Regions from separate parts of the Homo sapiens genome. Here region 2 is linked to region 1. A link is a contact called in ENCODE Hi-C or POLR2A ChIA-PET data. All regions are on one chromosome and are shown on one strand. Each heading gives the region's core, a stretch centred on a gene start or an enhancer-like site at or near the end of the contact. The rest is flanking DNA. Distances are from core to core; before and after follow the strand shown. Region 1 holds the start of TRADD (TNFRSF1A associated via death domain). Region 2 holds the start of PLEKHG4 (pleckstrin homology and RhoGEF domain containing G4).

What was found. A loop is a pair of places that touch in the nucleus more often than their neighbours do. ChIA-PET counts read pairs that join two places held with the same protein, here RNA polymerase II (POLR2A). Pooled maps may share reads with other maps.
Region 2: a pooled map shows a loop between it and region 1 (5-fold over the local background). The contact joins the promoter of PLEKHG4 here to the promoter of TRADD in region 1. A Hi-C loop is called at or near these places in 6 of 50 pooled maps. POLR2A ChIA-PET finds 5 or more read pairs at or near these places in 3 of 52 experiments (AG04450, Caco-2 and WTC11).

Annotation. Positions count from the first base shown.
Region 1 is chr16:67,157,225-67,161,776 of GRCh38, reverse strand. TRADD (TNFRSF1A associated via death domain) reads left to right here and starts at 1,868. Exons shown (of 5, transcript NM_003789.4): 1 at 1,868-1,939. It overlaps FBXL8 (F-box and leucine rich repeat protein 8), which reads right to left and starts at 1,820. Exons shown (of 3, transcript NM_018378.3): 1 at 1,721-1,820; 2 at 1-42. RefSeq lists silencers at 590-679, 1,700-1,839 and an enhancer at 2,440-2,699.
Region 2 is chr16:67,276,804-67,281,355 of GRCh38, reverse strand. It overlaps PLEKHG4 (pleckstrin homology and RhoGEF domain containing G4), which reads right to left and starts at 1,824. Exons shown (of 22, transcript NM_001129729.3): 1 at 1,730-1,824; 2 at 813-1,480; 3 at 550-645; 4 at 351-474; 5 at 172-265. The coding sequence starts at 1,311. It overlaps LOC124903701 (a long non-coding RNA gene), which reads left to right and starts at 1,945. Exons shown (of 3, transcript XR_007065092.1): 1 at 1,945-2,207; 2 at 3,565-3,762. RefSeq lists silencers at 1,791-1,972, 1,692-2,121, 2,172-2,331.

The DNA.
Region 1 (4,552 bases), core at 619-3,118:
CCGGCTGGGGTGGGAGGATCCGCCACTCCCAATAGCTCCGGCCTGGAGAGAGACGGACGTCTCTGAGGTCGGGAAGGCGCAAAGTGTTGCAGGAAGACCGAGCTTAGGTGTACAAATGCTTGTGGCCTGAGGAACTGAGGGCCTCTCAGACAGCGTGGGGCATCAGATAACCCCGAAACTTGTTCACAAAGCAGATTTCACCGCCTCACCTACTAAATCAGGCTCTCCGGAAAGGGTAAGGCCCAGGAATCTGCATTTCAACAAGCCCCTGTGACTCCACAGGTTCCACGTTGAGAACTCCCCTCCCACTTTTTTTTTTTTTTTTCTTTTTTTTTGAGACAGGGTCTCGCTCTTTACCCAGGCTGGAGTGCAGTGGCGCAATCACAACTCACTGCACCCTCAGTCTCCCGGGCTCAAGCAATCCTCCCACCTCAGCCTCCCGAGTAGCTGGGACTACAGGGGCACGCCACCACGCCTGGCTAATTTTTGTAATTTTGTTGCAGAGACGAGGTCTCGCTTTGTTGCCCAGACTGACCTCGAACTCCTAGGCTCAAGCGATCGGCCCGCCTGGGCCTCCCAAAGTGCTGGGATTACGGGCATGAGCCACCGCGCCCGGCCTGAGAAACCCCATCTTAACCCCGCCGGTTAGTAGAAAGTGACTACAGGGTTAATAAGGCGGGAGCGTTAATGTAGGCTTTTCTTTGTCAGGGACCATGAGCCAATCAGGAAGCGAGGCGTGGGCGGGGCAAAGCTGGATCCACCCCTGGAGGGGAGGCTCCTTCCCCGCCTCCGCCTCGCCGGGGAGATGTCCCGGGTGCTTCCTAAGACAGCCCCACTGGATGAAAAAAAACTTGGGTCTCTGGGACCTGACGGTTCTGGGGCCTGAGGGGCTCAAGATTTAAGTTCCGACCCCTGAGCAGCCCTGGCTCCCGCTGAGCAATTTGGGTTCGGCTGGAACTCCGCAGACCCACCCTGGAGCGCAGCCTTTAGAGGGGGATGGGTTACTGGAAAGTGTGCGTCCTCTTTGAAGTTGCCAATCCTGTTTGTTTTTGTTTTGTTTTGTTTTGAGACGGAATCTAGCTGTGTCGCCCAGGCTGGAGTGCAGTGGCGAGATCTCGGCTCACTGCAAACTCCGCCTCGCGGGTTCAAGCGATTCTTCTGCCTCAGCCTCCCGAGTAGCTGGGACTCCAGGCGCGCGCCACCTCGCCGGGCTAATTTTTGTATTTTTAGTAGAGACGGGGTTTCACCATATTGGCCAGGCTGGTCTCAAACTCCTGACCTCAGGTGATCCACCTGCCTCGGCCTTCCAAAGTGCTGGGATTACAGGCGTGAGCCACCGCGCCCGGCCGCCAATCTTGTTTTAAGGTTCTTAAAGGTTTGTGTACACAAGGCTTCACACTACTCGCCAGTTAATGTTCCCATATCTTCCGGGCTAACAGTTTCTCCCGGAATTTGTGCCACGTGTTTCCTGGGGCTTCAGATACGTTCGGCCGGGCTTGTACCTGGGACCCATGGGCACCCCGTTTTGAGTGCCCACTGGTAGCAGCGATCTTGAAGCCGGATCCCCAGGGGTACCAGAAAATTCTGGTCTCCAGGGGGCGCCCCCTTGATTTACCGAAGTCTGGCAGCTGTAGCTCTTACGAGCCCCCCGCCTCGTAAGAATCGCAAACCCCCAAAGTCGGGTCTTCCTGCCGTCTAACCTTGGGCGCTGGTGTCTTACCTGCTCGGCGGACCAGATGGGCTTTGCCCGGGGCAGGGGACTGGCAGCAGAGGACAGCGGACGGGAAGCAGCCACCGGGAGCCCGCGGGGCGGGACGCGCGGGCGGACGGGGCGGCTCGGGCTAGGGCACCGCCCCAGCGCCTCCGCGCACACCCGGAAGCGGCGGAGTAGAGCGGAGCCTGGCGGGCGTGGGAACCCAGGCCCCGCCGAGGCGGCCAGGTTAGTGCAGCAGGTGGGTGGGTGGGCTCCCCGGTGCGGGCGGGAGAGGAGGTGGATCTTGGCTCCGAAGCGTGGGCGCGGCGCAGATGTCACCGGCGGCTGCTCCAGCCAGCTGGTGGCGGCGGTCTACTGAGCTGTTCGAACACCGTGGGAGGCGGGGGACGGTACGGAATTTGGCCCCCGCAGGCTCCTCGTCCCTGCCAGCACTTTCGAGGTGCAGTAGGGCCCTGCAGGAGAGAGGGTGGGGGAGAAGGGGCTGGTTCTGAATACTTTCCTTGAGCGGAGACCCCCTTGCCCACCCCAGCCGATCGCACGTGCGAAACCCCAGCTTGAGGGTGGGCTAGTGGGAGCCTGGGAAGCTCCCCTCAAGCGCTCGGGAGCTGCGTAGCTGAGTAGGGGGTGTGCCCGGCGGGTCGCAAGGAGTCACAGGCTTTCAGTTCTGGGCCACGCCCACAGGCTGTCTCTGTCCACCCAGCCAGAGGTGGGGCTGCCCCCGGGACTGTTAGGTGTTCAGGGGGCACCGTGCGTGGCTCGTCCCTGGAAACAGGCGCAGAAGTTGTTAGGTCGGTACCTAAGCGCCCCACAGTCTCCGGCCACCAAACTTTCTCAGGACCCAGCCTGGAAGCCTCAGCCCCGCCCAAAAAGGGACGACTCCTGGTGGGTGGGGCGCGGGGCTTCCCAAGGAGGGGCTTCCGTGAAAGAACACGTAAGAAGAGCTGCCAGTCGGCGGATGCGAAACTAGGGCCCTGGCCTCTTTACCCTGTTAACTCGACCTCCAGCCTGGTTCACCTTCCCCATCTTCTAGTACTAGTGAGTGTGAGAAAGCATCCCCAGTCTCCAGGTTCCCAGTACTCCCCACCTCCCCCTCGACCCCCACAGACCTGATGGGCAGACAATGGTCCTGTTCGGTCCCCACTTCCACCCCTTGGGGTGGGACCATAACCAAGTCAAGCACTCTCAAGTCAAGGGGCCAGAAAGACATGAAAGAGGGAATGTTTCCAGGGGAAGTTCCCACTCTCTCCTACTCCCCAGGCCACTTTCGAAGGACTCCCCCCTTATCTCACCTCCGTGGCTGGCTCCCTATTATGGACCCACTTGTCACCTGCAGAGTTTCCTGTTTTTTCTTGTTTTGCTTTTAAAGAAAACAAATTTATTTTGCTCTTTTAATACAAAGAAAATATGTCTACTTCACATAAAGCAGAAAATATTGCTAAATACAAAGAAAATAAAAATCACCCACAATCCTTCCCCACCCCCACCTACCTTCCTTCATCCTGCCCAGAGATAAACAAAATGCAAACTTCCTGTTACTATCCAGACTGTGGTTTGGCGTAAGTACACAAGTATTAATGTTTTCTATGAAAAGATTAGAAGGCTGGGTGTGGTGCCTCACACCTGTAACCCAGCACTTTGGGAAGCTGAGGTGGGCAGATCGCTTGAGCCCAGGAGTTTGAGACCAGCCTGGGCAACATGGTGAAACTCCATCTCTACTAAAAATACAAAAACTAGCCAGGCATGGCGGCGTGTGCCTAAAGTCCCAGCTACTTGAAAGGTTGAGGTGAGAGGGTTGCTTGAGCTGGGAAGGTCAAGGCTGCAGTGAGCTGCGATAGTGCCACTGCACTCCAGCCTGGGTGACAGAGCAAGACCCTGTCTCAAAAACAAGACAATTGAAAAAACAAAGGTCGAGAGTAGTGCCTTACTCCTGTAATCGCAGCACTTTGGGAGGCCAGGGCAGGAGGACAGCTTCCTGTTCCTCATGTAAACAGATGGCAGCTGGGCCACCCCATCTGTCCTGCCCCATAGCTAACACTCAACACTCCTCTTAGCCCACCATATATAAACCCTGATGAGAGTACAGGAGTGTGACTGATGGGGCAGGAGGTAGGGCCTTGAGCCCATGATTATAGGAAAAGGGTGGGTAGGAAAAGGGTGAGGTGGGGAGAAAGAGGAGGCAGTTTTCTACTTGCTGTCTCACGGGGTAGTAACTGGGAGACCATTGAGCTGTAGGTCAGTGCAGTGGTTCCTTGGCTGGGAATTTTGCCCCCGCTGGTCCAGAGCTAGGTTTTTGTCAGAAGATGGAGGAAGGAGATACTATACTAGCACCAAGGGGCCCTGGCTTTTTCTGGACAGGGAAGGAATAGAGCAATTTGTGTTGGAAATGACTGGAGCCGAACTCCAAGGGCTTTATAACAAAAAGGAATTATTTAGCTCACATAACTGAAAAGTCCAGTGTGCAATGGCTTCAGGGACGGCTGGATCCAGGGGCCTAGTATGCTTAGGAATGCACTTCTCCATCTCTTGACTCTTTCTTTCTGTGTCAGCTTCATTCCCAGCCAGGCTCTTCCCAAGCAGTGCTAAAGGAGAGCTACCTTTTCCTTCCAGTTCAGCCCCAAGGGAAGGGAAAGTAGTGCCTCTTTCCTATTGGCTCAACCAGAGTCGCAGCGTTGATTCTCATGGGTCCAACTTAAGTCCTATACCCCGCCCTGAACTAATCACTGCAGAAATGTGAATGGAATATGCAGATTGGCCAGGTCTGGTACACAAGCCCGACCTGGAACTAGGGAGTGGGACACAGGCACATGGATTGAGAAGAGGGAGGAGGGAAGTCCCCAA
Region 2 (4,552 bases), core at 575-3,074, 120 kb before region 1:
GCTAATTGGGAGGCTGAGGCAGGAGGATCACTTGAATCGGGGAGATAGAGTTTGCAGTGAGCCAAGATTGCGCCACTGCACTCCAGCCTGGGCGACAAAGGCAAGACTCCGTCTCAAAAAAAAAAAAAAAGAAAAGAAAAGGAATGAGGGGAGCTACAATCCTGTACTCACTTGTAGTTGGCTGAGCCCAGAGAAGAGGGAAGAACTTGGAGCACAAATTCGGGCATCAACTAGCACTGTCAGTCCCAGTGCCTGTACTTCGGGCCTAAAGGGGTGAGCTTCAGTTCAGTACCTGACTCCCAGTCCTCACAGCTGGCTCAGGCTCAGTCTCCCAACCCCCTCCCTCAAACCTGGGGATGCTTCGCAGGTACAGCAGGAGGCGGATGAGTTCCTGGCTGCTGCACTCAGACTGAAGCCAGGCTGGGCTGTGGGCACACAGAAGCAGCACTGCCCGGCCTTGGACATCCCGAGTCCCTGTGGGGAGGAAGCAGTGAACTCCTGCCGTATTGGGCCACTCCACCTCCACCGCCTCTAGGCCCGCCTGGCTACCTGGCAAGGTGGCCATACCACTGGCCAGCAGCTCCCAACAGAGGTCTTGGGCCAGGAGGCAGTCAGCAGGCTTAGGGAGGCCGGATCCACTGGGGGCTTGGGAAGGGAAATGACTTGGGTCTGCCTTGGACCACCTATCCAGAGACCCCTACTTGGACCCGGGCTTCAGCCTGAGTAGGGTCAGAGACCTCCAAAGTCTTGACACTCATCTCTCCAGGCATCCCCATTCCCTTCCCAGACTTCCCTAGCCCAGCCTTCCTTACCTGCCTCCAGCAGCTTTGATATTTCTGATAAAGGGTCTCCAAGGCCCACAGGGTCGCTGTCCAATGCCCCAGGGCTCAAGCCAGATGGCATCGCCCTGCTTGGACCTGGGTCCCCTACCAACCCTACCCCTGGGGTGTCACTCTCACCCTGTGCCAAGCTGAGGTGGGAGGACATGGGGCATAGGAGACTCTCCACTCCAGAGGGGCCTGGCCCTTCTGACAGGACTGAGGAGCTTTCTACTGTGCCCCTCTGGGCATCCCCCGACTCATCTGCAGCTGGGGGTAACTGGAATTTCCTGGACAAGGGGCTGCCCTGTAGCTCCTCATCCTGGGTGGCCCCGGCTGGTGGTCTTGGAGGACCTGGGTCCTTAACGTGCATCTGGGAAGCAGGTTCCTCCTCTTCCCAGGCATCCCTGAAACTGCACACAGCAAATCTCCAGTCGGTGGCATGGCCCTGAGAGTCTGGGGACTCATCCCCATTCTCCAGGGGCCTTTCCATCACGCCCTCCTAAAGGTGGGCCTGCTCGGGGCCAGCGGGAGAGGGCTGGGTCTCAGTGTGAACCGCGCTGAAGACAGTCGAGTGGGACTCAGTGGGCAATGCAGGCGAAGGGCATGGGCCGCAGGAGGTGCCAGTCTTAGTGCCAGGGCACAGGAACTGCAATTCAGGCCTGGGAAGAGGGAATAACGTTAAGGGTGTCCCTCTGTCCAGGTCCCCCGTCGGACGCCCGTGGGCCTCTGCTCCGTGCGCGCCCACCCTCAGCGTCCTCACGGCCACGCTCTGCAGGCCCATGCCCGTGGGGGCGGCCCCGCCATGGCACCACGATGCCTCGGGTTCGCTCTCCTGCCGGCCCCCCCAGGCCCTGGCCTTGTTGCAGGGCCTACCGCGCGCCCCCCCGTCGCCCGCTGGCGACACTCACGCCCCCGGGCCGAGCCGCGGGGAACCGTGAAGTCGGACAGCCTTCGAACAGACGGCGGCCTCGACGGCCACTACAGCGCGGCCGCGCGGCGTCACGGGACACCGCCTCCTGGCCGCTGGGAAGGGAGGGCAGTGCCGCCGGGGCGCCGCGCAGCGCCGCGCCGCCCCCTGGAGGCCGGAGGACGGAGCCACAGCCCGAGCAGGTCTCGACGGGGCACAGCCCTGCCGGCGCGGAAGACAAGGTGCGGGCCCTGCAGCAACCCCCGCCCGCCGCCGTCCTCTCCGTGGGCCCGGACAGCCCGCCAGCCCCGCCCCGCCGCACCCCCGGGCCCCGCAGACCGCGCGCCTCACCCGCGGCGTCGCAGTGCGTGGGTTGGGGCAGCGACCAACGGTCGGCAGCTCCACCGTGCCCACTCCCCGGGCCTGGCGAGGACGCCGGAAGCGCTCTCCCGCCAGGAAGGCCGCGTGGGTGAGCGAGGGTGAGTGCGCGGGGGGCACCGCGGGACGGGGCGGGGCGGGGTCTCCCAGGGGCTTCCGCGGCTGAATGAGCCGACGGGAGGGGAAGGCCTTCTGTGTAGGGAAGCGGGGTGCTGCCTCGCCGCGGGCACCCAGAGACAGGTCGCATGATCCCACGTGGGATGGGGCTGCCATCCGGGTGGGAGTGAGACCAATGGGTGGAGCTGACCCAGGCCTGCCAGAGTCCACCAGATCCTCTACCCCTTTGCCATCCCTGGCACCCCCTTACCCCCTTCTCCACAAAGTCCGGTGCAGGAGGCTGGTGCTGAGGTGGGGTTCTGGAGCCAGAGCCCCCAGCCCAGGCCTGGCTTCTCCACTTACCTGCTGGGGGCGCTCCAGGAACTCTGCTCTTTGAGCCTCACCCTCCTCACCTGTAAAAATGGAAAGTCATTTTTCTCCTGGGGTTGCCGTGAGGACTGGGGAAGACTCCCTGTGTTATACGTTCACCCGCTGCCAGCACTCGGGCTGTGTTGGTGCCCTGCCCCCTCATTTCACCCGCAGTCAGGGAATCCTGAACTGATGAAAGCTACCCAAGTGGGTAGCTGTGCGATTTGAGGTCCCTTTAGGGCATGTGGGCCTGGCCCGACACTCCCCAGAATTTGTGGGAAGATTGTGGGAAGGTCAGCTCTGCGACCAGGAGAAGACCCTGAGCCCCACAGTGTGCCCAGGCCCATGGTCCCTGGGGAGAGGGGGCACCGGGTGCAACGGCTTCCCTGGCTCTAAGGCAGGCACCTCTTTCATGAACCTGGGGATTACAACAGGCACAGTGGGACCAACAGCAATCTCCCCACCCAGCCCAGCCCAGCCCCCAGAGTCCAGACTTTCAGGCAGCTACCGAGGAGCCTTCTTCATGAGCAGGTCTGGCTGCCAGAGGGGAGCCTTGGAGTTGTCCTGCTCCATCCCTAACTCCCAGCCAGACCTCTCTTCCCACCCTCCTGGCTTCAGGAAGCATCATCCAACCTTGGCTTCCTCCCCAGTTCTGTCCCAGGGCCACCCCCACTGAGTCACTGCCTTCTGCTCCCTCCCTCCCCTTCTGCTGCCCACCAGCACCCACCAGCCAAGTCCCCCAGGAGCCCTAAGAGCCGGGGGGGACCTGCTGGCGGGCACACATACCCCTGTGAATGCCAGAGGCAAAGAAGAGCCTCAAGCCACAGGCTATAGCTGACCTGGCACCCTGGGCACAGCAGGCAGATTCAGGGGAGGTACAGCCATACTGAGATAGAGGCAGGGCTGGGCCCTGGTTTCTCCACTCCACAGAGAATGTGCATTGTAGGCTTCATGGAAACAGAGACTGTATGTTATCCACTTCCGTACTTTCAGCATCCAGCACAGGGCCTGGCACAGAATAAATGCTTTGGGGCGCCTGACACTGATCACACTACCCCTGCCCTCCTGAGGCTCCACATCTATGTATCCCATGGAAACCAGAGTCACAAATGGAGACAGATTCAGAGACTCAGCCTGAAAGGAGACAGAAGAGGCCGAGAGCTACAGGTTGCATGGCCCAGGATGGCAAAGGTACAGATAGAAATGAGGACACACTGAGGCCTAGTGGGGAATATTGGGGAGCTGGGCCTGGAGCCAGCCAGGGGTGGCTGACCACAGCAGGCTTTGTGGGCTGAGCTTGCAGGACTGAGCAGTGACTCATGGGGCCCATCTCTGTGGCTCTCCTGGCAGCAGAATCAACTCACAGCAGCCTTTTCCACTGAGATCATAAAATGGGAATGGGCCTCCCTCCCCTGGCCCTTCCCCAACTCTCCCTCAGCCTCCCATTTCTTGCCAACATGACTCAATCAAAAATAAAATGGGCCGGGCACTGTGGCTTATGCCACAAAATCCCAGCACTTTGGGTGGCCAAGTCAGGCAGATCACCTGAGGTCGGGAGTTCCAGACTAGCTTGGCCAACATGGCAAAACCCCATCTCTACTAAAAATACAAAAACTAGCCAGATGTGGTGGCACATGCCTGTAATCCCAGCTACTTGAGAGGCTGAGGCAAGAGAATCACATGAACCTGGAAAGCAGGGGTTCCAGTGAGGCAAGATCACACCACTGCACTCCAGCCTGGGTGACAAAGCGAGACTCTGTCTCAAAAATAAATAAATAAATAAAAAGGAGGGGAGGGCTCTGGGCCTCACTGGGTCTAGTGACAACAGACCCACAGTCATTCACCTTGCACACCCCTCTTCAGTACTACCCCAAATACTGAGGGCAACAAATACCCCAGAACTTCCAGACCTCTCTTGCCTTTGGCCTAAATAAACTCCAAACTCCTTGGTATGACAGTCAAGGCCACTTAGAGGCATCAC